Regions from separate parts of the Homo sapiens genome. Here region 1 is linked to region 2. A link is a loop called in an ENCODE intact Hi-C map of the cell type or tissue named here. Cell type or tissue: PC-9. All regions are shown on one strand. Each heading gives the region's core, and the rest is flanking DNA. Links, peaks and the distances in the headings are about the cores only. Region 1 has its middle 81 kb from the start of ITPRID2. Region 2 overlaps PPP1R1C (protein phosphatase 1 regulatory inhibitor subunit 1C).

Region 1 (15,692 bases), core at 3,400-11,399, 270 kb before region 2:
CTTCAATCACTGATACCCTTTCTTCCACTTGATCAAATAGGCTATTGAAGCTTGTGCATGTGTCACCAAGTTCTCGTGCCATGGTTTCAGATCCATCAGGTCATTTAAGGTCTTCTGTACACTGTTTATTCTAGTTAGCCATTCATCTAACCTTTTCCAAGATTTTTAGCTTCCTTGCAATGGGCTGGGACATGCTCCTTTAGCTCAGAGAAGTTTGTTATTACCGACCTTCTGAAGCCTACTTCTGTCAACTCATCAAAGTCATTCTCTGTCCAGCTTCGTTCCGTTGCTGACGAGGAGCTACGATCCTTTGGAGTAGAAGAGGTGCTCTGATTTTTAGAATTTTCAGCTTTTCTGCTCTGATTTCTCCCCATCTTTGTGGTTTTATCTACCTTTGGTCTTTGATGTTGGTGACCTACAGTGGGGTTTTGGTGTAGATGTCCTTTTTATTGATGTTGATGCTATTCCTTTCTGTTTGTTAGTTTTCCTTTTAACAGTCATGTCCCTCAGCTGCAGGTCTATTGGAGTTTGCTGGAGGTCCACTCCAGACCCTGTTTGCCTGGGTGTCACCAGCAGAGGCTGCAGAACAGCAAATATTGCAGAATAGCAAATATTGCTGCCTGATCCTTCTCCAGAATCTTCATCCCAGAGGGGCACCTGCCTATATGAGGTGTCTGTTGGCTCCTACTGGGAGGTGTCTCCCAGTTAGGCTACACAGGGGTCAGGGACCCACTTGAAGAGGCAGTCTGTCTGTTCTCAGAGCTCAAACGCCATGCTGGGAGAACCACCACTCTCTTCAGAGCTGTCGGACAGGGACGTTTAAGTCCGTAGAAGTTGTCTGCTGCCTTTTGTTCACCTAAGCCCTGCCCACAGAGGTGGAGTCTAGTGGCAGTAGGCCTTGCTGAGCTGCGGTGGGCTCCGCCCAGTTCGAGCTCCCCAGCAGCTTTGTTTACTTATTCAAGCCTCAGTAATGGCAGACACCCCTCCCCCATCCAGGCTGCCACCTCGTATTTTGATCTCAAGACTGCTGTGCTAGCAGTGAGCAAGGCTCTGTGGGCGTGGGACCTGCCAAGTCAGGCATGGGAGAGAATCTCCTTGTCTGCTGGTTGTTAAGACCTTGGGAAAAGCACAGTATTTGGGTGGGAGTGTCCCATTTTTCCAGGTACAGTCTGTCACAACTTCCCTTGGCTAGGAAAGGGAAATCCCCCAATCCCTTGCACTTTCCAGGTGAGGTGATGTCCCACCCTGCTTTGGCTCACCCTCCATGGGCTGCACCCACTGACCAACTGGTCTCAATGTGATGAACCAGGTACCTCAGTTGGAAATGCAGAAATCACCTGTCTTCTGCGTCAATCACGCTGGGAGCTGCAGACTGGAGCTGTTCCTATTTGGCCATCTTGGAACAGATCTCAATTGTATATCTCTTCAAAAGGTAAATTGTCTCTTTAGAAATAACCCATTTGTTTATCAAAATGTTCATCTTCTTACTTCGATGAGACTACCATTTCCTTTAGTGTACTTCCAAAATGCCTCCTGAATAATTCTGCATCCTCATTTTCCAACTTGGTGAAAATGCTTGAGGAGCAGTCAATTAGAAGCAATGGGGCATATGGTGATTTTATGATCAGTAAACTATGTAGAATGGGATTCTCTTATTTTTTTCCCTGATGCTTTGGTCCTTGCTGAAACTCTGCATTTCTTAAAACTTGAGGAGAAACAATAATTTTAGTTGTTTGGTGTAAGACAGATAGCATTTCAGAATTAATTCTGCAGTGAATTAGAAGTTCTAGAGTGGCTAATACATCTAGTGGACTCCAGATCTCTGATTCTATACTAAGTTTTAATAGTTCCATGTTAACTTTATTCTAAAAATGAATCCATCAAAGGTTTCCCATTGTGAACATGCTTATTGTTAATTAACAATAGAATGTAACATACAATAAAGAAGAAGTATGGGCTTGGCAAAAGCATTCAACTGTTACTTTTTAAAGAAACTAGAGTCTGAATAGGAAGTGAATCATACTTTTTGTTTTTTTAAACTTCACAACAAACCCAGAATTCTTATTTTACTTCACTGAGAGAAAGTCTGAGAACCTTGATATTCTCCAGAGCACATAACAGATGCAGTGATAATTCTAAGCCTTAGACATTTGGCATAGTTGAGGTTTTATGACAAGGTATTCTGGCAGAAGAGAGAAGACCCTAATGAGCAAAGTAACCTTGTTAACCTTTAAAGTATTGTCCTTTTGGATCCCATGAGGTTTTTTAACAGATACATCATTTGTTTAGATCATTTCAGTTCTATGACTTGATATATTTCCAAAACTGGCTTCAAGGTCTTATTTATTTTATCCTCCAAATGAGCCTAGTAAAGTAGAAACATAACTGCATTGTTGAAAGTCATTTGTGGTTTGCAAGCTTCTTCTGTCTTCCTTCCCATAAAATACAATTTAGTACTTAAGCTTTTTCTTTCAATAATGTATGCTAAAGCATTGTCCATCGATGCCACATTTCCCTTTATATGTTACAAATAAGGGTGGCTGTGTGAAATAAGACGATATCTGATTACGTGGCCTGGAACTTCCTCTTTCCTAGTTTTTGCACAGCTACAAGGCTGAGAGTTAAACAAAGGGAAGGGGACAGTAAGACCTAGTGAGAGCCAGACATGAAGCCTGCTGTGACAGTGGCTGCCCCAAGTTTGGAGGGACCTCAGGAGACCCACTTTATTCTAGGTCCAGGAGGAGACTGGCCTCTGCTTGCTTTAAATATAGACTTCATGGATGCAGCAAGGAGGGTCTGAAGTTTACAGGGAAAGGCAAGGATTTTGTAGCTCTTAGGAGCTTCGTTATTACCATCAGGTAGCTGCCAAGCTCAGCCCCCTTTTGCTTGGCAATCAGTCTGAGTACTCTTTCCCCTCCTGCCAACTTGCCCAAGGAAGGCCTGAGCCACATGCTACTAAGTAACAATTTGCCAAATATACTAATTTCCTTTTGGTTATTTGTCCTCTAGAAGCCCAGCATTTCTGAAATCACTAAAACTTCACTGTGTGGAAACTATCACACACACATTTATTTTTGCTTCTCTCTTCATTACAGGGATAGGAAAGTGCATATATTAGGAGAGTTTTACCTCCATGGCATTTGCTGCTTTTACGCCATTATGTAGTGATAATAGTAGAGAATATAGGCGGAAGAAGAAAGCCCCCCTCCCACCAAAACAAACAACATTATTAAAAATTAGCCCTTGCAGAGAAAAAGAAGTGCTTATACACTGTTGGTGTGTAAATTAGTTCAACCATTGTGGAAAGCAGTGTGACGATTCCTCAAAGAGCTAAAAACAGAACCACGATTCAACCCAGCAATCCCATTCAACCCAGCAATCCATTCAACCCAGCAATCCCATTACCGGGTATATACCCCAAGGAATATAAATTGTTCTATCATAAAGACACATGCATACGTATGTTCACTGCAGCACTATTCACAATAGCAAAGACATAGAATCAACCTAAATGCCCATCAATGATAGACTAGATAAAGAAAATATGGTACATATACACCATGGAATACTATGCAGCCACAAAAGAGAAAGGGATCATGTCATTTGCAAGAACATGGCTGGAGCTAAAGGCCATTATCCTTAGGAAACTAACACAGGAACAGAAAACCAAATACTACCTCTTCTCACTTTTAAGTGGGAGCTAAGTGATGAGTACACATGGACACAGAGAGAGGAACAATACACACTGGGTCTTCCTGGAGGGTGGAAGGTGAGAGGAGGGAGAGGATTAAGAAAAATAATTAATGGGTACTAGGCTTAATATGTGGGTGACAAAATAATCTGTACGACAAACCTCCATGATGTGGGTTTACCTATATAACAAGTCTTCACATGTACTCCTGAACTTAAGAGTTAAAAAAAAAGATTAACCTTTACTGCATGCTGCCTCTGCACCAGACACTGAGTTAACCATTGCACGTGTATTATTTTAGTTAGCCCTCAAAACAGCTTGAAGAGGTTGGTTTGAGAGATTGGGTGTCTGACAGGTCACACAGTTTTGTATGCATGATCCATCAAACTTACCTTTATCCCATTCTTTAGAATGGGATGGAAACCTACGACTGTCTATTACAGAGTGAAGCTCTTAATTGTGCTACATATTGGCTACCTTTCTTTCCCTGTCCCATTTAGTTTGTGATGGGAATAGAACAGGAGCATAGGAAGAAAATGAATAGTTACAAATCAACTCAGTAGAGAGTAATTAGAATGTGTGTACTGTCTACTTATTGACTGTAAATTGTGATTTGCTAGCGTCCTGGGTTGTGAATGCTTGCTAGCAGGGTTCATCAGTACATAATTACCTAACATTGCTAAATGTGGCCAGGAGAGTCTGTCCTTTGATGAACCCAAGTGTGAGAGAGAGATCTTAGGTTTCTGGATTAAGATTCTTCCTGAGATTTGTAACCTCAAACATTTGGCCAGCTTCCTTACCGTGCATCCCCAGTCTGAACCCCAAAGGATTCTTAGGCAGAATGGACTAGTTCATTAAGCATCTTTCCACTGGCTGTGGGTTTGAGTGCCTATGCTCTGTCCTAAAGCATCCACAACTGATTTCTACTCTTGAAGTCTGGGGGTTAGACATGAGCTGGTCCCGAACTCAGGTAGTGAACTCTGTCTGGCTTGAATCTTCCTATAGGAAGATTATAGGAACCAGTCTAGGAACTGAGTGCTGTACAATGCAGAATTGATTGGCTACTATGTCACAACTAAAAAATGATATCTGGATGCCCTGAGATTATTTGGACCTGTGTTTTCCTTCAAAGAAAAGTAATTTTTATTTGCTTTTTAGAAATCCACTTTTGTTAAATAATAACAAGATATTTTTTAAAAATACAGACTATATAAAAAGAAAACTATAAACCATAGTTCCATTGCCCAAAGATCAACACTAACAGGTCTATTAACATCCAGTCTTTTTTCTAGTTTTATTAAAGAGAAGTGTGTGTATGCATGTGTTTACATTAAAAATTATTTGCACCTTATTAATTGGTCCTTAGTAATATTTGTTGAGTAAATGAAAAATTAACATTAGATTCTGACATTTTTTTCAGAGGAATTTTTAAATACACAATTACAGTGTTGTCCCCATAATGAGATACACATTTCATAATAAAATTATTTACTTTGAATCCAAATGCTATCGTGAGAGTAATTTGGCACCAACAATATCACATTATTAAAAGAATATTAATGTGGTCAGTTTAGTCAGGTGTGGTTTGTTTTTTAGGACTTCTCTGATGTGATGAATATATTACGTGTTGATGGTAATAATGATTGCTAACATATACTGAGTGCTTAGAATACATTAGCAATTAGGAAAATTTCTCATTGCTCTCCATTTATTAACTAATTTAATATTCAAAACAGCCATAAGATTACCTGCAGGTTACACAGGAAGAAACTAAACTAGTTTTCTCCAGGTCACACAGTTAATGAGTAGCGGAACAGGGATATGAACCCAGGCAGTCTGGGTCCAAAGCCTTTGAGTATAGCTACCATACTATAACAGGACACTCTTCCAGGCATATTATACCATGATTTCCCTTTCTGGAATTTTTATGTTAGTTAATCATTAGTCAATTTGAGTATATTTTCACTAGGTATTACATTTAATATACTTTTGAGAGCAAGTAACAGAAAATATTACTCAAACTGGCTTAAACCAGTGGTTCTCAAACTTTAGTCTGCATCAGAATCCCCTGAAGGGCATCTTAAAGCATGGATTGCTGAGCTAGCTCCACCCTGAGTTTCTGATTCTACATTTCTGGGATAGGGCTTTAGATTTTGTATTTGAACAGATTCCCAGGTGAGGCTGATGCTTCTGGTCTAGGACTATGCTTGGAGAAAACTCACTGACCTTAGTCAAGATTTATGCCTTAGGCTGGCTTAATACAATTCTATGGCTCTATTCCTCTGCATCCCTCTTAGCTATTATCTCCTCTGTGTATCTTCCTAATCTTCAAACCATAGCAAGATGACTGCAGCCGTTTTAAGCCTTGAATCTATGCACAAAAGTATCCAACAAAGGAGAACCCAGTTATTTCAGCAATTTTTGTAAGAACAAGGAAATTCCTTTATCAACGACTTTGAAAAATTTCTTTGGGTCTTGACCTACATTAGATCACCTCTCTGTTGAATAAATTCTAATGGACAGGAGAGCTCTGCTTGCTGATTGGCTTAGGCTTAGGTGGAAAAAGAGAACTTTTCTATTTAGTCTTCCTTTCTACTGTTTAGGTTCAAAGCACGTTTTTTAAAAAAGCATTTCCTTTTTCAGGCAAAATCTTCAGAATCTATCTCTGAAAAACTGTAGACTACAAAATGTTACCTTCCCAAGTCAACTTTAAAGCTAATACTTTAAGTTTACATATTAATAGCAATATAACAATATTTACAGTGATAGAACAAATGCATGTATTTAAACAGTGCCTTTACACATACTACTGAACAAGATTTTTCTCCTAAATACCTATCTATATCCAAAGTCTCACTGTAGTTATGAAGAGGTCATTGATTTATATACAGTGCCTGCAAAATGCTACAAGCCGCACTTCACTGCATTGTCCAATTTTATCTGCTTGCCAATCTTAATAATTAGGCCATATTATTATCTATGTTTTGCAGATAAGGGCTATAAAGCATCTATACTATAATAGTACACATCTAATTTAACTTAAATGAATATAACAATTTATTTTTCTTGAAACTGTATAATGTCTACCATGGTAGAATATATAATTGTTTCAGAAATCATCCCTATGAGGTACATATAAAAAATAACCAATCTTGGGCTGGGCACGGTGGCTCATGCCTATAATCCCAGCACTTTGGGAGGCTGAGGCGGGTGGATCACGAGGTCAGGAGATTGAGACCATCCTGGCTAACACGGTGAAACCCCGTCTCTACTAAAAATACAAAAAAATTAGCCCGGTTTGGTGGTGGGTGCCTGTAGTCCCAGCTACTCAGAAGGCTGAGGCAGGAGAATGGCGTGAACCCAGGAGACAGAGGTTGCAGTGAGCTGAGATCGTGCCACTGCACTCTAGCCTGGGCGACAAAGCGAGACTCCATCTCAAAAAATAAAATAAAAATAACTAATCTTAAGGGAGTTATGCTGATGTATGTTGTTTTCATATCTAGTTTAATTAAATTTAAATGTCTATACTTAAGTATTTATTATGTATATTATGTATTATGTATGAAACACACATAATATATATTTATTTTACATATACATACAAAATGTGTGTGTGTGTTTAGAGAGAGTGAGAAAAAAATCTCTTATTATAATGCCTGGCTCATTGAAAGTACCCTATGATAATGTCATATTTTTATTTAATTCAATGTAACAGCTATTTATTGGGGAACTATTAGCTATGAAGTATTGTGCAAGGAAATGAGTAGCTATTAATATATACTGACATTAAACACCGTATATTAAACACCAGGCCCTTTAACATAGGCTCTTCTTAATATACTCATTACAGAGGTAATTTCTCAAGCAAATTAGTCGTGTAACTTGTCTCTTGATAACAGCACGGGGAGTTAAGACTGCCAAAATCAACAGCGTATTTCAAAGGCTTCCAGGTTCTCTGTAACAAAGGCTGAGTAAGCCATGACTCATAATCGGGAAACTTCTATTTGAGGGCCTGATTATCTTTCTTCATATCTGGGGTGTGGGAAAGACTGGTAGCAGTGGGCAGCAGGCTAGGGAGGAGTTCCGTTCTGTTTCCAGGGCCACAAAGGGAGTGAGAAGCACATAGTGAAAGTTCTCCAGAGTAGCTTTTTCTCTTTCAAGGGAGCCCTAGAGACACACAGAGTGATCTGAAACATATTCGGGACAATTGAGTTGTTAGAATTCATGATTTACTGCATTATCTGGTTAAGTCCATCATGTACCATCACCCAGGAGTCAACTAGCCTCTGACTTGCACCAAGCCACTCTGGGTTGCTTGCTGCTTCTGTCTGTGTGTTTTATTTATTTATGTGGGCAGGAGGAGGGGGGAGTAGGGTTGGAGGAGGGAGGAGAAGGGTTAGGGGAGGTATGTTTTTAAGGCCCCATTTTGAACCTGCACATAATATAATTGAAAGAGAACAGTTTTCCAGTTGCGCAGAAACGCATCTAAATTTTGGCTATCATGTACCATTGTGTGGCCTTGGGTAATGCCTTAACATTTCTGAATCACAGTTTCCTGTTGTTTAAGACAGTGACATTATCTGCATAGTGGATTTGTTGTAAAAAATTAATTAGAGTGCAAGTGAAAAAGAGCCATCGCAATGCCTGGCATATAGTAAGCTCTCAAAATGAGGAATAAAAAAAGAAACCTAGTGAGTTGGTGTTATGCTAAATAACCATTATATTTAAAATGACTAAGTAATTTATATCCCAAAGATGTTTTTGAGAATAAAAGGATCACTATTAATAATTAGGTCAGGGCTGAGTGCAGTGGCTCATGCCTGTAATCCCAGCACTTTGGAAGGCCGAGGTAGACAGATCGCTTGAGCTCAGGAGTTCGAGACTAGCCTGGGGAATACAGCAAAACCTCATCTCTACAAAAAATGTGATGGCGCACCCCTGTAGTCCCAGCTACTTGGGGCGCTGAGGTGGGAGAATTCACTGGAGCCAGAGAGGCAGAGGTTACAGTGAGCCGAGATCAAAACACTTCACCACAGCCTGGATGAGACAGCGATATCCTGTCTCAAAAAAATAAAAATAAAAATAAAAATTAGCTCAGAACAACAGACCAAACAAGCACTGTCCTGAGCAAATCTGAAGGCATACTCCTTCTAATTATAATCATGCTGCTCTATTGATGGGGCTAAAGGTAGGAGTCAGAAGTCCTTATTTCTTGAGATCATAAATTTGTAATCACATAACTTTTCTCTAGGTTTCTCTCAGATACTTAATGGTTGTCATTAGATCATGCATACAATATAGTCCGTGATAAGTGATAGGGTAGAGAAAGGAATGTGGATGGCCCAGTTTTCTTCTTCCCCTAAACTGAAAAAAACCTAAATCTCACTTTTTCCCCTAAACTGAAAAAAAAAAAAAAAGAGAGAGAGAAATCTCCCTCTTGCCTGAACAGCAACTGCAAGGCTTAGAACCCACAAAAATACCACTTAGCTCAGACATCAGAGAAATGTCTGTGCAGTTGGTGGGCTGAAGGTAGGGAGGAGAGTTTTCATAAAAGTTTGCTTTGTAATTCCATAATTTAAGCTCATGATCTGGAAAGTATTTCCTCCTTCCTGTTGTTGTGTAATCCAGGATATACTTTTATGATATACTCGATGGCATTCAAGACAATGACTAAATTCAGAGGCAGTGGAATATTGTTATACCTCCTAATTTAAATTCCTATTTTATATGGCACAAAGAGTCCTGCCATTCTCCTAAAGAAACTTTTAAAAAATGGAGGCTAAAAAGAAGAAATGTGATCATTTTAAACACTTTATATTTTGTAAAATTCCAATTTTAAAACGTGGGAAAAGAAATACAATGTATAAAACAGATACATTAAAAATCTGGCATTATCTCTTTATTTTGAATATTGATCCTGAACTGTCTTAACTTTTGCTGTTAAATTCTGACTTTTCTAAGAAATCAAAAGGAGGCACTTTGATCCTTGATCCAAGAAATTGTCTGGGCCTTACCATTTACATTTTAGGAAAGAAGTCTAGAAAAAGTCAAGCTAAAAGGCTGTATGCTACTTCACCTGGCCACTCTCCTACTCACAAAAGTGAACCTGGGCAGATCCTTTATTGGTTCATTCATTCATTCATTTAACAGGAATTTATTATGCTCCTACTAAGTGCCATATTCCAGGCCAAATGCTGGAGATTCAAGCATGGTCATGCCATTTCCAGGCTTAATGTCCAATGAAGCAGATGGCATTGCTGTGAAGAATTATTACTAGAAAACAAGATCAAGATTAATGACAGAGGAAGCTCAAGACACTTTGAGAGCCCACAGTAGTCTATGGGTCAGGGAAGGCTCTCTGAATATGGATCTTTCTCCAGCCGAGTAAGGTGAGCAGGAATTGGTCATTTTATAATAGAAATGGTGTCCAAGGCAGAAGGACAATCTGTGAGGGAGGGGAAAAAAGAGAGAAGTTGGTGTGAGGATCTGAAAATATACAAGTATGGCTAGAATGAGGGCACTCAGTCACCATGAGGCTAAAGAGACAAGCAAGGGCCCAATTATAGAGGCTTTGAAGTCATATTAGGAGTTCAGGGTTTACCCTGTTGATAGCTGGGGTGTCTCTAAACATTGAGCGATTTTATGAAAAAGGTTGACATGATCAAGTGTGCATTTTATAGAGAGAATTCTAGCTTCAGAAGATCAATTAGAGAATGACATAATGGTCAAGATCAAAATTAATAGCAATTTCTACAAAGATGTTGTCATTGGAAATGGAGAAATTTAGGAAGGAATATTAACAGGACATGGTGATTCCTGAGTAGATGGTGATGCCCCTAAATGACATGGAGAATATAAGGAGAAGAAGTGGGTTTAGAAGGTGGTGATAACCGTCAAACAGTTGAATGTGAAATGTCCTTAACATATTCAAGTGAAGATTTCCAACAGAAAGTTGATTTTATGGTCCAAGGGCTCAGGAGGGCATGGTGAACCATATTTAGAGACTGGGGAGTCCTTAGGGTATAAGTGGCCTTTGAAGCCTAGGGAGTAAATGAGACACCCTGAAGTCAGTAGGCAGAATGAGAGAAGAAGCGGGTCAAGGACAGTCTCCCAAGGAACATCAACATATAAAGGAGCAGGAGGGCCACTCTTGTGTTTATCTGGCCCTGAGGTTTCAAAAGGTCTTCATAACAACAGGAAGCATGTGACCGAGATCTAACTGGTGATAAGATGAACTGTCTGATATTATGCATGGGGTTAGAGTGTCAGTCAATATCTACTGGTAGTTCTAAAACTAGATTCCAACTTGAGAAAAACATTTCTTGATGTCCCGTGGAAATGAAGAGGAGTCATAGTCTGACTATGTCACCAATGTTTCTGCAGTTTCTTTGCTTTTCTTTCCCTTCTTTGGTAATGCTCCATCCAGCACATGCTGGCCTGGCAACATTCCAGGTATAAACAGCTTAAAGACTGCTCTCAGTTTATTCTTACATAATATTCTCACTTGTATTATAGAAAAAGGAAGTTTTATGATAGAGTTAGTTGGAAAATAAACCATATGCTTAACCTAGCCATAAACTATACTTAGAAAGACCAAAAATACCTGAAGTGGTAATTCAAGACTCACTTTTCTCAATAATCTCATAAAAAATAAGGAATGCAAAGGTCCTGATAAAAGTTTTTAAATATACACTGACAATGAAATAGATGCTCTTATATTTCTGTTTCCAGTCTGCGTCACATCCACTTACACACACTGTCTCTTCATTCTAATAGACAAATCTTAGAATGAAGGCATGCTAAATCTGAAAAGATCTCAAAGAGAGCTTCTAACTCAAGCCCCCTTCCCACTGGCCCCTTGCCTACTTTCTAGATGAGAAACATAAGATGCTGGAATGATAACACTAAGAACTTTTACATGTCGCTGTATATGTAAATAATAATGTTTACCTTCAAGAGAAAATAAGTTAATCACATTGGCTAATATCCTCAGCTCTCAGAATTGACTATCTGGGTTTGACCTTGGGCAAATTACTTAACCTCTCATTTCCTTAGCTTTTGCACCTATAAAATTAGTTAATGATAGTATCTATTCACAGATGGGAGATAATTCTCCACAGGTTTCTCACATTTTTGCCTGTCTTGAGTGCAGAAACACTGATAATTCTTGTTTCAGACTATATTTTTAAAGATGTTAGTATAGCAAACTGCCTTGAAAGATACATACAGTGTTTTCCTCCAGAGCAAAGGGCTGGTGTGCTGACTGTCTAGCATAATAGAGATAGTATCTCCCTCTGGAGCAAAGGTGAGCATACTTCCTGCCTTTTTGAAATATTTGGGTTCCCTAATCTCAGGGTTTCTGTCCTGTAAGAGTACCATCTCCAAAAGTAGGTGTCATCTGGCCCTCAGAGAATTGGTACAAATGGTGGTACTCTATTATTCTTGATGTGAATACAAGTTGAGCAACCCTAATCCCAAAATTCAAAATCCAAAATGCTCCAAAATCTGAAATGTTTGGAGTACCGACATACCACCACATCTGGGAAATTGCACACCTGACCTCGTGTGATGAGCCACAGTCAAAAGGCAGTAAGAACTTTTGTTTCATGTACAAATATTTTAGAAAATATTTTATAAAATTATCAATTACCTTCAGGCGATGTGTATAAGGTATACGTGAAACATAAATGAATTTAGTGTATAGACTTTGGTCCCATTCTCAAGATGTCTCCTTACATACATCCAAATATTCCAAAATCTGAAAAATCCCAAATCTGAAACACTTCTTGTCCCAAGATAAGAGATAATCAACCTGTAATGAAGTCCTCTGTCTCTGACCCAGGAGTCTCATATCTTTTGTCAGGATCCATGCATTTGTGACAAGCTAGCATGTTAGCTTACAAGTATGGTAAAATCTCAGACTCTTCACAGTTCTTGGCAATGGATTTTGGTTAAGAAATCAGTAAATAAACATAAATTGCTCAGAAGAGTATTTGACACAAAGCAACTAAAGACCCGTTAAATCAGTCATACCCCTTCAATAAGCCACTCAAAAACAGCCTCATTCTAACTGTATGCTCTTGGGTAGAATGTGACATTTTTAAAAAATATATAATATGAAGATAATAAACTTTTATGAATTTTCTTATTTACCTCTCTCCAACTCTCCCTGCCTCACTACTCACACATTTGAATATCATGTTTTCAATTGTGGGAAGGTTAAAATCAATATGTAGTGTGACCAATGTTTGAGTGACAGTGTTTCTAAAAAAATTCAAAGTTTTCTCCATTATCATCAACTCATTTTGTTATTTCTCTTTCTGATTCACTACATCAGCTCTTTTAAAACACTGGTGACTTTTTTTCCTGATGTGTGTTGTATGCTATTTTCAGAGTTCTGTTTTCTATCTGTAAGCCTGTCAAACATAGTAGCTCCATCTTTTAAAAATAATGTTTCACCTTTTCTTTTTTTCTATACTATAACTCATACTTTTGAAAAATCAGCATGACCTTTTTCATTCTTGATCAACACTTAACATAAGAGCCTCCCTGAAGCAAAAGGAAGTAACTAGAAGAGACAATATGCTGAATGATCAGGATGTGGGGCCTAAATCTTGGCTTATACCCAGCTGGTGTACTTGACCACCAACTTTATGTAAGTTTAGGGATTTCAAAATCCCCCATGTCTCCAGATCTTTTGAACACTGATTTGCCATGATCTTTGGTCATTATCAGTTTAGACAGATAGGGGCCTTGTCTTTAGCTGGCCACTGTTAAAACACCATAGTCAAGGATGATGATTATTAGAATAACTACTTATCAACTAAAGCTCCAAGAACATGAGCATTTTACTGTGCAGGGAGAAAACAGGGAGTAAGAAAAGAGTGTCCAGAGTGAGATCTGTATCTGGGCAGAACACAGGAGGACATGATACTAGAGAGGTCTAGAATTTGGCAATGTATGGGAACTTGGAAGGCTTTATTTATTTCCTTATGTGTCCATCAATGGGGAAACTACACGAAGGATGAAAATGATAAGAGGTAGACTCTGCTTTTAAAGTACTTCTAGTCTAGCTGGGGAAATTAATCCCACACAACCTAGGTAGAACACTGTATGTAATTGTGTTTGTGGTATAGACATAACTATACATATTAACAAGGCTATTGACTTTATACAGGACTATTAAGACTTCAAAGAAGGGAGACATTCTTAACTCGGGATTATTGACAGCTTTCTCTGGAAATGGCAATGAAAAATTAGAGGAGAAAGGAGAGTGGTCAAAGAAAGGAACAGCAATGTACGCTCTGCCAATACAGGGGTTGTGTGGGAGCAGTTACCAAAAGATGAGGCAAAACAGTTTCCAGTACAATTTGGCTTTGAGCTGGGGACACCTTAGAAGGGAGACCTGGAGTTTGTGTGTGGCCATGACTCATACAAAACTCTGTCATTCAATTCCTATATTTGTAAAAACAAATTAAATGGAATTTGCTTGTTACTCTCCTAATTTGTGATGTGTTTGGCTCCATTAGGTTATAGCAGGCATTACCTGAAAGCATCTATTATATGGCAATTTTGGCATGGTATTAAGGACTGAATTAATAGAACCCTATAAGCCCTATTTTTGCCCTGTAGATGATTATAATATTGTAACCAGATATACTAAGGAAACACTGATAATGGGAATATCATTAGCACATTCTTTGTAAGATGACTGGAAATGAGTGGCCTGTGCTGTAATACTCTGCTTTCAGTTACTCTGTCCTTGTTCCTCAGCCTTCTCTTCTCTAAGTTCTAATTTCTTCTCAAACTTGCTAGGTAAATCTTGGCAGAAAGTTTAGCAAGCTATATCTAGGAGATAGTAAAAGAATCACATTTCAGGATGTGGGAAATCCTGCATTTGGCCTTTCTGGATCTTGAAGAGATACTGCTTTAAGGATTGAAGGCCAGCTCTCCTCTTGGAAAAATTTTGCAGATAATTGCCAATGATATGTACATTACAACAGGATCAGAGTTTTCAAAGTGAATCCAATTGGTGAGAAGGAATATTTCAACAGAATAAGAACTAAAGAATTTAGTGAATTTAGACCCACTCCTAATACTTCAAATAGCAGCTTTATTTTTCCCTCAGAGAAGTCATTGCCAAAATGGACATACAGAAAAACCAGCGGTTAATTAAAAAAACCCATTAGCTTGAATCATGAAGAAATAATGATAAGAACCAGGGCTGGTTCCTCTCAATTTTGACCTTTTGTTTTACTGTTCAATGTAGAATTTTTGATAATGTTTGGATTCAGTACAGTGAAGATTTATCTTGTGTAGTGAACTCTATAAAGAACAGACTTGACTTGGAAATAACTTACTGGCTTAAAAAGAGTCACTTAACAATTTCTTTGGCAGTAAATAAGGCATAATGCTATTGCTTATGGTTTTTGTTAGCTGGGTTTTTTTCCTGGTGAAAAGAGATGTTGAATAAGAATTTCTTTCTTACAAAAGCTTTGGTATTATTAACATAATTGACTAGGATTTGAAATTCTATGAAAACAAATGCCCTTTCACCAGTTCTTGTTTTGAATATGTGTATTCATTTAGTGCTTACTTGAGGATTTAGGATCTTGTTCACTATTGTTCTTTAGGATAACTTTGAAGAAAATATTGTTGTATGAAACCATGGATGGTATTAACAAAGCTAATATCCCGGATGTTTTATGAATACTTTTATGGATCCTGATATTTTATGAATACACAAGCTTCATTGAAAATATTTTTTCCATTTTATTTTCTTAAGTAGAATTTTCTATATTGAAAAGTATAAGACTAAAAAGATCAGAGTGCCATAACAAGGGAGAAGGATGACCATATAAAGTGTGGGAAGAGGTTCAGTAGGTATTTTCTCTAGACATTAAGGAGATAATGTGCTAGACAGTTCCTGGAACATAGTCAGAGCTTTGATGTATTGTTTTTGGTTGATTGATATACTAAGGAAATGGTTGCCCTTCACTGT
Region 2 (15,692 bases), core at 3,829-11,828:
TCTCATGTTAGTATGGCACAGTTATAATTGGTAAATCAATAGTTGTATAAAACAGTTCTTGCATTGCTATAAAGAAATACCTGAGACTGGGTAATTTATAAAGAAAAGAGGTTTAATTGGCTTATAGTTCCACAGGCTGTACAGGAAGCATGATGCTAGCACCTGCTCGGCTTCTGGGGAGGCCTCAGAAAACTTGCAGTCATGGCAGAAGGTGAAGGGGGAGCCAGCACTTTCCATGGCTGGAGTAGGAGGAAGAGAGGGAGGAGGGGGTGCTACACACTGTTAAACAACCAGATCTCACAATAACTCCCTCACACACTATCAGGAGAACAGCACTGAGTGGGTGGTGCTAACCCATTCATGAAGGATCCACCCCTATGATCCAATCACCTCCCACCAAGCCCCACCTCCAACACTGGGGATTACAATTGTACATGAGATTTGGATGGGGACACAGATCCATGCCTTATCAATATGTATACGTTGTTATTAACTAAAGCCCATATTTTCTTGGTATCTATTTAGTTTTTTTCCTAATGTCTTCTCTTCTATTCTAGGAATCTATCCAGCATACCACATTATGTGTGGTTTCATGTCTCCTTAGGCTCCTCTGGGATGTGACAATTTCTCAGACGTCCCTTGTTTGTGATGACCTTAAACGTTTTGAGGAATACTGGTTAGGTATTTTCTAGAATATCCCTGTACCGGGATTTGACTGATGTTTTTCTCAGGATTATATTGAGGTAGTGGATTTTTGGAAGAAAGACAGCAGAGATAAAGTAACATTTCATCCCATGATACGAGGGGCACATACTACCAATATGGTTTATCGCTGTTAATTTTGACCTTGATCACCTGGCTGAGGTAGTAGTTTTGGAGATTCTTCACTGTAAAGTTATCCTTTTTTTACTCCGTTTCCATACTGTACTCTTTGGAAGGAAGTCACTGTGTGTAGTACCCATTTAAAGAGTGGGAAGCTGCACTCTACTTCCTTGAAGGAAATGTCCTGTACACACATAAATCATTTGAAATTCTTTTGCACAGATTTGTTTCTCCTCCTCCATTGATTTATCTGTTCATTTATTTTCATCATTATGGACACATGGATATTCATTTTATACTTTGGATTATAACTCAATACTATATTACTTACTTTGTTGCTCAAATAGTTCCTGTTTTGGCCTTTGGGAACTTTTTCCATTGACTCCTGTGTCCCATTGACATATTCCATTAATGTCAGGGTGTTGGTTTGTTTTAGAATATCTTTACTTTCTGGGACTACAAGATTCTCTAGGCTCATTTTATGTATTTCTTGTCCCAGTCCTAGAACCAGCCTTTTCTCCAAGGAGCTCTCAAATATAATTTGAATTCCTATTTGAGTCAGTATTCTACAAAATATATGTGTGAATAAGCATGTGGTTGCTAAAAATGGAGAAATCTATCTCCTTGCAAAAATGTGTGTACACCACGTCCATTAATGTAGGCGCTATCAGTATGCTAAGGTGTACACACTCCACTCATACTAATGCTAATAGGAATCTCAGGAAGTAAAAACAATTCCTCATTACTAGAATAGGCAGATGCCATTTTTATGGACTTGCTCTCCTTTGTTTTATGCCTAATGGAGTGTTCCCTGATGTTTTCTGAGATGAGATTTGTATTATCCCTTTATAAATGTGGAATTAATAATAGACTGGCAGCCTTCTTGACGCTTAGCTGTTTGCTTTACTTAAATCAAAGATTTTAAAAAAGATGTTTATAATACCTTACAGTTGTGTAGTGTAGTGCTTCAACATATACAATGTGCTTTTGTATAATTATTTGGCTTTTATAGAAAACTATGAAAGGTAACTAAAATAGTTTATTTTGGAGGAAAGTGTGGATTACAGAGGAGCAGGGTTCCCATGTTAAGTGTCCTTCCCCTTTACAAAACTAAGTCATGACCTGAGCCTTTTTTTAGGGTGTCCTATGAAGTTTTGTTAGAATAGCAACGGGCCTCATTTTTTCCATTTGCCCATCTATCCTGTTTGCCCTAACTAAAATACAGAGACCATGCAACCTTATAGCTTGATGGAAAATTTTTACAAGATCTTTTTATACCAATGTTTTTACAAAATGCTTGGTATCTTTGTTTTTAATAATTTTAAACTCGTGTTATTGATCCTTATGTAATAACAGTTTTGTACTCAAACCAAGCTTGCCTTTAATCTTGTCTGTCTCCAGCTTCTCTCCCTCTCCCAGACAGCTGACCACACAAATCTGACTGTTTTGTTTTAGATTCCTTCAAGTGTTCACTAATTCCTTTAGAGTAAGTCCCTGGAAATGATGTACAGGTCTCTTTATGACCTTGCCTCTTCACTCCTGTCCTGCCTTGCCTCCGGCCACAGCCTTCTTTTTTCCATGCTGCAGCAATGCTGAGCTGCATTCAGTTCTTTGAAAATAATACGTGGTTTCTGGCCTCTATGCTTTTGTTCTGCAGTGTTATTTACATAGAGGCGTTTCTTCGTCCGCCTTCCTGCCAGTTCTAAATCCTTTTAGCTGTGCTTCTTTGAGACTGAGAATGCATTTTATATACCTATATATGTGATATCTGTAATTCCTTCTAGCTAGACTGCGGAGCCCTTGAGGGCAGGGCCCATGTCCTATTTGTCTTCCAGGAGCATTCTGATCTGTCTTCTATTTGAATTTTAGAAGACTCCTAGTCAATGGTGAATCAGTGAGTAAATAATCTTTCTGATTTAAAAATAAGCATCATTGGCTTAATTTTAGCCACATTGAACAAAATTATAAATTCATTCACTGACTCACACCTTCATTCTAGACTCTAATAAAATGCTTGCTGTCTGTCTTCCAGGTCATTTATTAGGCTCTTTTAGTTCAAGATAAGCTAATACAGTCCCTGTTTATATGAAAAATGTTGTCAAATGAAAAAGAAAGTTATTTAAAAAATTGTAACTTGTAAGTTCCCTGAGATTGATATGGACAATGACATTAGAACACAGAGAAGGAAATAGCTGGCACTTCCTGTCACAGCTAGGGAAGACTGTACAGAAGAAATGAATGGCATCTGTAAGTTGAGGGATGAGTGAGATTTTGCTAGAGAAATATCAGGGGTAGATTCCAGAAAGAGGGTTTGGCAGACCTGAAGGCACAGAATGTGAATGGGCACGTGAACTTTGAACACTGTGGGGTGGGGGCAGAAACTGTGGAGGAGAAAACACTGAACAGATGCAGGGGACTTGTCAAAGGTCTCCTGTGTCCTGTGCAAAAAAGTTGGGATTGTATCCCGAGACAATAGAGCACTTTTGGATAATTTTGAAGATTGCTTGACACGTTGCCATATTTCTTGTGAGTGCTTTGAAGATTTGGGACCAGGGCAAAAGGACAAAGTAGTTAAAAATTCTTCTTCTTTTTTTTTTTTTTTTTTGAGACGGAGTCTCACTCTGTCGCCCAGGCTGGAGTGCAGTGGCGCGATCTCGGCTCACTGCAAGCTCTGCCTCCCGGGTTCACACCATTCTTCTGCCTCAGCCTCCCAAGTAGCTGGGACTACAGGCGCCCGCCATCACGCCCGGCTAATTTTTTGTACTTTTAGTAGAGACGGGGTTTCACCATATTAGCCAGGATGGTCTCCATCTCCTGACCTCATGATCCGCCCGCCTCAGCCTCCCAAAGTGCTAGGGTTACAGGCGTGAGACACTGCGCCCAGCCAAAAATTCTTCTATGATAAGTTGTATTTGCCTCAGTTTATCTGCTTGTTCCCAGTGCTCTTATTTCTACAAGAATGGACAACTGTTAGCACCAATCTTTCTTTTTCTTTCATGCATTTAGACTTTCTAAGTAGTAGCTATGACTTTGATATGCCAAAATACTCATCATATTTTCTTCCAGAATAGATCAATTGAAATCCTTGTAAAATGTGTTAAAATATAAAAATGTCAAGATAAATTGAGAAATTGGTTCTTAGTGGGGCAAACTTAAGATTACATTCTTCACAAACTTGTCCTGGTCTATAACATTTTCCCTCCTAAAACTTTATATTCTTGCCTGAACTTCAAAAAGGAGCCTGATCTGCAAGATAATTTTAAGAACAGTTTTATTAATTCCTTTCTCAATAGGCTGTCATGACAAAATACCCAACACCTCAGTTGTGGCAGAACTAGATGCACTCTTTCTGTTGAGTGTTTTCTGTGGGACAGTAAAGATACCAGCAATGCTGTCAAACAGTATACAAATATTTATTAAACTTGTACTCTGTGCAACATTCTGAGATCTGTGTTACTTTAAACAAATTAACTACCAAATTCTAAACACCCTAGGTCAGATTTTGAGGAAGGTTTACAGTTTTGGATTTTTCATTAAGAGAAAAAATACCAAGCAGGATAAGAATGTTCAAAGGTTAGAATTTCAGGAAATTGCTATGTGCACAATATAAAAATTATGTGATAAGCATTGAATTTATGATCTGTATTCTACATTGCATCCTTTCTGGTATAATTACCAATGGGAGCTATGTTGTACTTTCATTATCCTTGGTAGGTATACTGAAGCTATCATTTTATTCTTTTTTATGTATAAATTTGTCACATTTTATTTTCAAAACCAAACTTAAAATGATTTTAATTGACTTCCAACAGGCGATCTTAGGAAAAGATTCTCCCATGCTTTCATCCATGTAATACCCACAAGGCAACTCATTTCCAAATACAGCTAAAGCTAGAATTGTTATAGAGCCTCTGAGAGCTTGAAATGGCTATCATTTGCCTTCTGAATCTGAGGCCATCAGCAGCCTATTACTAAATATTTAATTCTTAAAAGCCAGTTGGTCCTCTTAGACCATGGCAGTCTAAGAACCAATGAAAAGGAAGTAGGAAGTAGAAGTAAGGCACAAGATGGCTGCAGGAGATATGAGAGCAGGCTGCCTGATGAGCAGAGGCAGAAACACATAAAATTTACACACCATCACTGCGTAGGACAAAGATGATCAAAACAATGATTCAGTCACTAAGAAAATAATTACACTATTTCTATTGTAATGCATATTTTAAAAGGCAGGAAAGTGGTTTGAATCCCACTTTTCAAAAGCATTTTTAAATTCTTGTTGACAATTAACTCTATGCACTACTCTATGTCCATTTCAGGTTAAACTATGAAGTCTGAGCATCTCACTTCAAATTTTGGAGTTTCCTTTTGGGTTTCAATTGATAATCTTGAGATGATAAGCTTTGCCTCAACTTACAGTACTTCTGTGAAAAAATATATTTTATGTATCAAAAATTGTCACTGGATGATAATGCTCACATTATGTAAAAATAGGTCTCAAAACATATTTTTGTGTGGCAAAAATAAAAAAATTAAAGTAGTTTAAATGCTTTTTTTAGTATATGCTTATAATGTATTATTTTATCTTTAAGTTTTACATTTAGTCCCACAGCTTATTATGTTGATTTTTGCCTTGAAAAAGTTTACTCTGTGATTGTAGGAATTAGTCTGGATCTTTTAGAACAGTTCTTAATATCTCTAAAGTTATCTATAAATCAAGGATTTTGAACTTTTTTTTTTCTTTTCTTTTTTTTTTTTTTTTTTTTTTTTTTTTTTTTTTTTTTTTTGAGACGGAGTCTCGCTTTGTCTCCTGGCTCACTGCAAGCTCTGCCTCCCAGGTTCACGCCATTCTCCTGCCTCAGCCTCCTGAGTAGCTGGGACTACAGGTGCCCGCTACCACGCCCGACTAATTTTTTTTTTTTGTATGAACTTCTATAATAGAAAAAAGGGACCAAAAGAGAAATCCTCTCCTACTGTCTGTTCATCTTTTTTAAAAATGCAAGCAAGAAGTACTTGTTCCTGCCTTTGATGTTATTGAAGAAATAATATATGTAAAAATCAGGAGAATGGAGGGAAAGAGCATTGGATCTGTGATTTCATACACTGCACTCATTTATGCTTTAAGTCCTGATGGTTAATGAAGTCAATCAGAACCCCCCCACCCCAAACCTCCTAACTCTACCATTATTCCTTGATGTAATTCCCTCTTTGTGCAATAAGTTAATTAGTACTTTTACAATAATTTTCTTCAAAATACTTTTCTATTAATCTTTCTCAATTATGTATGGCTGTAGTATCTTGCTTATGCTATTTTCTTCAACATTTTAATTTTTCTACTATTAACAAACTTAATTGGATTTTAAATAACACATCTGTAAATCCTACCACGAAGAAATATGGAAGAGTGTTGTTTGCCAAAGATTCTTAGCCTATCTGATGTTGATCCCTGTATACTCCTTTGTACCAGTCTTACTCATCCTAAACTTTGTAAAAATAATAATGGAATTAGTTTTTCTTTGGGCCTTTCTTAGAAGATGGTAGGCAGTGTCATTTGATTATTATTAATTAATTTTTTACAGTTACTTGGGCATACAAATGTGTCCTAGACATAATGAAAACTTCTAGTCTACCTTCAAATTTTTAGAAAATTACTACGTGAATACTCATTTGTGTAAATGAAAACGAAAACTCTCTTTTATGACCTCAAAGAACCTCAAAGAATGGCAAAATAGGTTTCAAGTTTCAGATATGTAAACATTGCTACATTAAACTGTTTGTTTTAAAGTAACATAAAATGTCATAAACTTACTTTTTTTGGATTAAGATACATTTTGTGAGAGCTGAACCATGATAAAAAGGAGAAACGCCTGATCGTCTTAATTTTTATGTGAATCGACTTTAATTAACATATAAATGTTTTGAAAAATATCACAGGGCCTCACTGGCAATGTCAAAGCTTTATTTCATTTTATTAAGATTAATTAATTGTTGAATCACCACATGTCCCATGTTTTACTTATAAGGCCAAACCAAAGAATTCTTTGCATCTATATCAGCATCCTTAGCTTTTCAGACAGGCATTTTAATCTCTTCTGATCTCTGAGATAAATATATTTTTTCACGTAATTATGTAATTACTCAATAGACCAGAGCAGATCCCATGGAGCCACTGCAGTGTGTGCTGTATAAATAATGTTCTGTTCTACCCCTGATAATTGGCCAGTAGAGCCTCCTAGGAGAGTTTTTATCCCTTGAATAAACACTACATAGGCAAGGAGGGTTGACTCAGTATTTTCTTCATTGGCAATGAAACAGAAGCACTTCACACTCAGTGCTTATTAGATCATTTTAAAAAGAACACAGTGCTTATGACCCTACAGCTCCCTCTGCTGGTTCACAAAGTTTAAAAAGTACAAGTAGAAAATAATGTTTAAGAAGTGGAACCCTTGCCGGGCGTGGTGGCTCACGCCTGTAATGCCAACCCTTTGGGAGGCCAAGGAGGACGGCTTGAGATCAGGAGTTTGAGACCAGTCTGGCTAACATGGTAAAACCCCTATCTCTACTTGAAAATGCAAAAAAATTAGCCGGGTGTGTGGCGCACACCTGTTGTCCCAGCTACTCCGGAGTCTGAGGCAGGAGAATCGCTTGAGCCCGGGTGGCAGAGGCTGCAGTGAGCTGAGACCGTGCCACTGCACTCCAGCCTGGGTGAAAAGAACCTGAGCCCCTTAGGAGAAAAATATGTCATTTTTGGTATGAAATGGGGTTAAACTAAGGGAATAAGCAACAGAAAGTCTTCTTATTTTTATGATTATTAAATTGTGAGCCACCTTACTCACCATCTGTCTTTAATCATCCAAGCATATGTATTCCTGTCGTGTCTTACTTTTTGCAGTAAAAAGCAGGCTCTAGATAGAGTAGGCAGGTATTTTTTTCAGGACAACCGTAACCAAAGTGAGCTTCATGAGTCTATCAGCCCCACATTAACAGCTCTATTCCTTCATAAGGCAGATTATTATTCATAGGGGTCCTTAAGGTACCTTTACTCCATATGAAGGAGTGGCAAATGAAAGATGTAAAGAAATGAACATCTTCTTCAGACTGACTAGTTAAAATCCTATGTATCTCATCTTTCTGATATTGATAACCACCTTCATTTGGTACGGGAAAAAATAGCAGAAAGAAGGAGAACTGGAGTAGGAGAAACGTGGGCTTGAATCCCAGCTCTGACAATTCAAATCTGTGTCGTCTTCTTCCAGTTATTTAACCTTTATACTCTTTCTTGTTCACATCTATAATTTGAAGATAACCTCAGAGAGTCATGTGAGTGAAAAATAAAGTAATATATGTATAGTGCCCAATATGTAGCAGGTGTGTTTTAATTGTAGTAAACACTACTCCTGAGAAATCTGGGTTTCTGCCCCAACCAACAGAATGACACAGAGAATGTCAAAGAGAAATCATTTCCCTTCCAAACATTCTGAAAGTATGGCCAGGCAACATACAGTCAATCATATAAAATACATAGTTTTTATTTAAAGAAGTTAATGTGATGTGACTTTTCCATAGTTACACAATCTGCAATCAAATTCTATTTATTTTTTGATATGGAGACAAGATCAGAAATATAGTTGACTCTACAGAATTGTAGGTTCCAGAAACCATTAAATCAGGCTATAAAAGAAGCTATGTAAACACTATATTCTGATGAAGAGGATTTAGATAATGAGTTGTAGAGGTTGTCATAGATTATTACAAATAAATTCACGTCTCTGATAGCTCTCTATTGCTACTTACATAGCAGATGTGTTTATTTTAGTATATTAGGTTTTGACAAGACAGTAAACAATGGTTTTATAATCTAATAGCTAGATAAGGAAAAATGGTTTGAGCCTAATGTCTTACGTATTCTGAACAACAGTTTGCCTTCAGGTAATGCTGCGCTGTGTCTTGTTCCCTATACACAGGTTAGGTCATTCTTTATTATCAGGTAATAAAAAATAATAGAGGAAGTATAAGCAGTGGCTAAGTGCAAAAATCTGAAGCCTGAGAATCTCAGTTTGAATTCTAGTTCCATTTAACTGTCTGACCTTGAGAGAGTGGGTTGGATGCCTCATCTGTGCTTCATTTTCTTTGCTTCTAAAATGGAGGTAATAAAAGTGTGCACTTTGTATCAGTTTTCAAGGACTGCCTTAATAGATTCCCACAAACTTGGTACTTAACACAAAAGAAATGTTTCCTCTCACAGTTGGTGAAGCTAGATGTCTAAAAACCAAGGTATCAGTAGGGCCATGCTCCCACTGAAGGCTGTAGGGAAGATTCCTTCCTTGCCTCTTCCAGTTTCTGGTGGCCCCAGGTGTTCTTCAGCAAGTCCTCAGGTGTTTCTGGGAGTGGAACTCGTTTCTGTCTCACTCTTCCCGTGGCCTGCTCTTCTGTGTCTCTGTGTGTTGTTTCCTCTTCTTGTAAGTACATCAGTTATTGGATTTAGAATATTGGCTACTTCATCCTGTCGAGCCTCATTTTAATTACATCTGCAAAGGCCTTATTTTCAAATAAGGTCACATTCTGATGTTCCAAGTGGACATGAATTTTTGGAGGACACTATTCAACCCAATACATACCTCACTGGTTTTGAGGATTAAATAGGTTGCTATACATAAAGCACTAGAACAATGCCTGTTGCAGAAGTTTTAGTTAAGGTGACTTCTAAAATGCCATGCATAGTTCAAGCCATTTCCAGTTTCACCTAAGTTACAGATTTCCCATTGCATATCTTCTCGACAGCACATCCCCCAATAGTCTGCTCTATCTTAAACTTAAGCCATCTAAAACTGCCTTTATGTTCATCCCCAAACGAAAACCAGGGGATCCTCCAATTCCTGTAAATGGTATCACTATCCCCCATTTGCTCAGATTCAAAGCCTCAACATCATTTATAACGACTTCGTCTTCTTTGTTGCCATAACTAATCAACCTTTTGGTCCTGTAGAGTGGATCTTGAGAGAAGTTCACTTGTTATATTCTCATTTCTCCTTTTCCAGGTCAGGCTTTCTTTAACATTCACCCAGATAAAAAGCAGAGTAATACCGTAACACAATACATCACGTAATACACATTCACACATATTTCAGATAGAAACAGAACTATATTTCCTCTAATTCAGACTATATGTCTATTTAATGACAATGAGAAATATGAAATATCCAGTAAGTTGGCCTTATTTAGTGGCCCTGCATACAAGCTGACTCATTGCAGAAAAGGAGAAGCTTTAAGGGGAAAAAAAAAGGAAAATATTAACTGCTTCTAACCCACAACATTTAAATAAAGCCATTTTAATATGCATTGATTATGTTCAGCCATTTTATAGCTCTGGCCTCAGTTTTCTTATTGGTAAAATATGACCTTGAGAAAGTTATTTAAATTCCCTAATCATAAAGGTACATACTCATAAGGTTTTCGTAAAAATGAAATGAAAAAACTGTATGTAAAATGCTTCAGCATAGTACTATGCCCCTCATCCATGGTCAAGAAATACTAGTCATTAGATATAATTTTAGCATCATATTGACATAAACTCTTTAAAACTCTTACACTTATTTGGTTGCTACTTCATTTGATGATTAACTTCATTTAAAGCATATTTCCAGGTTTGATTGCATTTTAACAAGAGAGTGAGGTTTGTGCTCAGTGTGTGCAGTTGTTGGGAAGAATTTGGTTTCTACATCTTTAGCTGCTATTGGGCAAATGGAGAGGTAAGTAGTATACTCTTTCTGAGCATAGTGCCAACTGGTGTCCATATTTATACAAAAGGGGGTTAAAGGGAACGAGAAAAAGCACACAGTAAGCATTCAACAAATAGCGGCTATCAGTATTGTATAATTTTTTTTCAAGTTTCAGTTTCCGGGTGAATACAAATGAGTGCCTTAACCTCTTTTCAGTCTTCTTTCAAAGAGAAGATTCAATACATTGCAGTTGCAGTAGTTATAGAAAGTAGCTAAACAGAGAAGAGTAGAAAATTGTGATAGAAAATTTGAAATCCTTATATTTCTTTTGCTAGATTAATCAACATATATTCAGCACCTATTGAGTGTTGATTCTGAAAAGCATTGATCAGATAAAAGTGATCATTTAGTAAAGCAAATGAGAGAAACTTAATTCTAAAATACAGCTATCAGAGTTAACTTACAAATGAACTTCGATAACTTCTGGATGCATTTTGTAAAAAAAAAGTATTGTGTCATATTAAAATATGTCATAATAAAAACTCCTGCACTTAGCAGGAATTACATTAACTATGTCTAATGTGTGCGGTTGAAAAGCCACTTCAACCACTCATCACGTACACCTCATATCCTGCCTGCATAAAAGGCTGTGCCCATTTCACTATGGATATAGATTTGTTTATCCTGCATATTACCAATTCCGTATGTCCACATAAAAAGTCATAAATATCAGGGAGAAAAGCTTCATGTGCAGAAACTTTGTAGTTAATGGGAAAGCAAATACCAAGTTCTGACTACATACCTCCCTATGCCTATTTTTTTTAAAAAAAGGTCTTTTTTATTCCTGAAGCTTAAAGAAATAAACAAAAGCTATTACTTTGACAAAGCAGACACCAACATAATGAGATTTGAGCAGGATTCTGTATTTCCCTTTATCTACCACTCTGTTTTCCATAAGGGGACACAAAGACATTTTTTACACTTAATCTTGTGAGCTAGTTAGGAATTCTCACTTCACCCATGCAAAGAATAGAAACAAACTCATAAAGCAACAGATGAATGCATGCATGTGAAATTGGAAGTCATTTGCATTTAAAGTGATAGAACTTAGGTAAACAGAGGGGATGCATTTAGGATAATATTTTCTTTCAGGACTCAAAGTTCTCAAAAGAAAATATCTCACCTGGTTTTCAAGCAGGTTTCAAATTATGTTTGACAAACATGGGACATCGTCTCTAAAGCATGTGTGCACGTGTCTGGCATAAAATCAAGGGTGGAAAGTTACCCTGAAGGTCAAACGGACAAGGTTTTCTGAGTTTCTGCTTGGCCTGGTAAGACAGCCTTGGTCATGGAGGAGGCCTGATTCTGAAGACTGGGTCAATTCTGTCACTTGCATTTGTTTACTGCCCTGCCTTCGCTGGCTCTGCATCTGAGTCGCGGAAGAACATAGACTCAATAAGTACTGAATATATGTTGATTATTCCAGCAATAGAAATATAAGAATTTCAAGATTGATCTATTTTAACAAAAGCACTGTTAAACATTGAAGACCTAAGTAATATTACTAGAGGATCTCTCTGATCAACTATAACATACAGGCAGAAAGGGCATCCTTTCCTGTGTTGCCCCAGACCACCCTTTGACTTGGTCACAGAAGGATTCCAGTTAGCAATGCTTTATGGAGCAAAAAGGTACCTGTTGGGAAGCTGCAACACTTGGTGGAGTCTAATAATACCCAGCGGGAGACCACGGTACCCGGTGGGATAGAATCAACACAGCCCAACTGGAATACAGATATTTGGGAACACTGTTAGATATGTATACTCAGAAAAGCCTTGGAACATGACCAGAGCATAATAGATTCTTAAAGGGGCCTTAGGTGAGTCCTAGAGTCAAAAAGAAGTTTGAGGTATTTGTGATATTAGAATCTCATAAATTCTCCAGGCTGCTAAAGTCTAGAAGTCAAGTTACAAAAGAAAGATTAGATTATTGTCATACTTTCAATTGTGTACAAGTTTTTGGTTTCAGTCTTCAAAACAAAGATTTGAATAATTAGGTTGAAAGTGAATTTTTTCATATATATTTATTTTTATTTCAATAGTTTTAGAGGTACAGGTGGTTTTTGGTTACACGGATGAATTGTATAGTGGTGAAGTCTGAAATTGTGATGCTGCCATCATACAAGTGCTGTATATTGTAACTGATATGTAGTTTTTTAGCTCTCACCCCTCTCTCATCCTGCCCATTTCTGAGTCTCCAATGTCTGTTATACAACTCTGTGGCATAATGTATACCCTTGTGGACCTATAGCTTAGCTCCCTCTTGTAATCAGGAACATATGGTATTTGGCTTCCCATTCCTGAGTCACTTCACTTAGAATAATGGCCTCCAACTACATCCAAGTTGTTGCAAAGGATATTTTTTTTCTTTTTTAATGCCTGAGTAGTATTCTACAGTGTATATACACCACATTTTCTTTATCCGATCATTGGTTGATGGGCACTTAGTTTTGTTCCATATCTTTGTAATTGTGAATTTTGTGCTGTGATAAACACATGTGTACAGGTGTCTTTTTGCTATAATGACTTCTTTTCCTTTGGGTAGATAACCATCAGTGAGATTGCTAGATCAAATGATAGATCTACTATTAGTTCTTCGAGAAATCTCCATACTGTTTTCCATAGAGGTTGTACTAATTAAAATTTCCACCAGCAGTGTATAAGCGTTCTCTTTCACCACATCCAAATCAGCATCTGTTACTTTTTAACTTTTTAATAATTACCATTCTGGCTGGGGTGAGGTCGTATTTCATTGTGGTTTTAATCTGCATTTCCCTGATTATTAGTGATGTTGAACATTTTAAAATGTTTGTTGGTCATTTATGTATATCTTCTATTGAGAGCTATCTATTCATGTCATTTGCCTAATTTTTAATGGGATTATTTGTGTTTTTTTTTATTTTATTTGTTTGAATTTCTTGCAGAGTCTTGTTACTAGTCCTTTGTTGGAAGCACAGTTTGCAAGTATTTTCTCCCATTCTGTGGGTTGTCTGTTTACTCTGATAATTATTTCTTTTTCTGTGCAGGAGCTTTTTAGTTTAATTAGGTCCCGTTTATTTATTTTTGTTTTTGTTGCATTTGCTTTAAGTGTCTTAGTCATAAATTCTTTGCCTAGCCAATGTCCAGAAGAGTTTTTCCTAGGTTTTATTTTAAGATTTTTATGATTTCAACTGTTAGATGTAAGTCTTTAATCCAATTTGAGTTGATTTTTGTATGTGGTGAGAGAGAAGGACCCTGTTTCATTCTTCTACATGTGGCTATCCAGTTTTCTCAGCGCCATTTATTAAGTAGGGTGTCCTTTCCCCATTTTATGTTTTTGTATGCTTCATTTAAGATCAGCTGGCTGTATTTGGTTTTATTTCTGGGTTACCTATTCTGTTTTATTGGTCTATGCATCTACTTTTATGCCAATACCATGCTGTTTTGGTTACTATAGCCTTGTAGTATAATTTGAAGTTGGCTAATGTGATGCCACCAGATTTGTTCATCTTACACAGAGTTACTTTGGCTATTCATTTTTGTTCTTATTAATTTAAGGATTGTTTTCTTAATTCTGTGAAAAAATGATGTTGATGTTTTGATAGGAATTGCATTGAGTCTATAGATTGCTTTGGGTAGTATGGCCATTTCACAATATTGATTCTTCTAATTCATGAGCATGAGATGTATTTCCATTTGTTCGTGTCACCTATAATTTTTTTCAACAGTATTTTATAGTTCTTGTAGAGATCTTTTACCTCCTTGGTTAAGTATATTCCTAGGTATTTTATTTTATTTTTTGGCAGCTATTGTTAGAGATTAAATTGTTGATTTAATTCTCAGCTTGGTCATTGTTGGTGTGCTACTGATTTGTGTACATTGCATCATATAGTGATACTGATTTGTGTACATTGATTTTGCTGAATTCATATAAATCTAGGAGTATTTTGGATGGATCTTTGGGATTTTCTAGGTATATAATCATATCATTAGCAAACAGAGATTGTTTGACTTCCTGTTTTCCAATTTGAATGCCCTTTATTTCTTTCCCTTATCTAATTGCTCTGGCTAGGACTTCCTGAAGGTAAAACTTATTTTTTTCTTATCTATTTTACTTTGCAAGTTTTCCCTCTGTACATCCATCTGTATACACATAAACACACACACTAGTCTCTAAAAAAGTAAAATGTTATGAATATTCATCCTTTAATTGTAGAAAATGTGTAGTTACAAATTTTTTTCTAAAATGTTTATCAAAAGTATAAGTAGCTTTACCCTTCAGCCCCCATTCGAGTATGAACGTGAATATGGGTGCCAAAGATGGTACTTCTAGAAGATAATTAAATTCTGGTTCAATTTACTTTAGACAAAATGGGAAATGTCTTATCTTTTGTTGCCTCTAGCTTTTCACACTAAAAACAAACCCTAAAGAATTTGCTGCATGTAATGTTTTTGCTGCCTAAGGCAACTGTCTGCTCTGGCTATACAACAGAATCTATTCTAGTTATATTTGTTGAAGTTCAAATATTTGTAGTTTATTTTCAATGAAGAAATGACACTGCAACATGCCACGGGGGAAACTTGTAAAATGGGGCGGGTGAGCAGGGAACAGATAGGAAAGCTAATCACATAACACACATGTTTGTTCTACTTTGCCCTCCAGAATATCTTAGTTTTCTGGTCAAATGGAAATGTATTGATAAATCCATAAGAAAACCCCTAGATGGGTCATAAAGTAAAAAATTTTAAATGATATCACAAAATAACACAGAAGAAATATGTATACTAATCAGATATTAGATCTGGAAATATAAATATATTTACAAAATGTGTTTAAAATATAAGTGCAAAGTTAAGATTTTATAAAGAAAAAAACATGAGAAACAGGATTATAGATACCAAGAGGAAAATATTGCAATAGCTAAAACATTATTGAAAGATAAATGACAGACTAGAAAAGAAGTAGAAAAAAATGTTATCATCATTATATCAAGAGCTGTCACAAGTTAAGCTGTCATAAGCTAACACTTTAAAGGAAAGATGAATAAAAGTTGTAAACAGGCAATTTATAGAAAAATGATTGTGTTCCCAAAATAAAAAAGTTAAATCTCATTTA

The links. Hi-C counts contacts between places; a loop is a spot of excess contacts. Peaks named below come from ENCODE experiments on the same cell type or tissue, not always from the same donor. Only the 100,000 strongest peaks of a DNase experiment are listed, where the experiment ranks them.
Region 1: it touches region 2 in a loop (3-fold over the local background); 2 of 110 quality-filtered maps call a loop at or near these places.

Annotation. Positions count from the first base shown.
Region 1 is chr2:181,803,301-181,818,992 of GRCh38, forward strand. No RefSeq gene overlaps it. Among named protein-coding and RNA genes, the nearest start is that of ITPRID2, 81 kb to the right of the region's middle. RefSeq lists an enhancer at 7,562-7,856. In PC-9, for the core only: no CTCF peak of the experiment used is centred there; DNase peaks (open chromatin) are centred at 7,671, 9,021 and 9,301; H3K4me3 peaks cover 509 bases; H3K27ac peaks cover 3,268 bases.
Region 2 is chr2:182,070,633-182,086,324 of GRCh38, forward strand. All of the region lies in intron 4 of PPP1R1C (protein phosphatase 1 regulatory inhibitor subunit 1C), which reads left to right. Among named protein-coding and RNA genes, the nearest start is that of PPP1R1C, 93 kb to the left of the region's middle. In PC-9, for the core only: CTCF peaks have their summits at 7,191 (motif pointing left) and 7,391; a DNase peak (open chromatin) is centred at 7,169.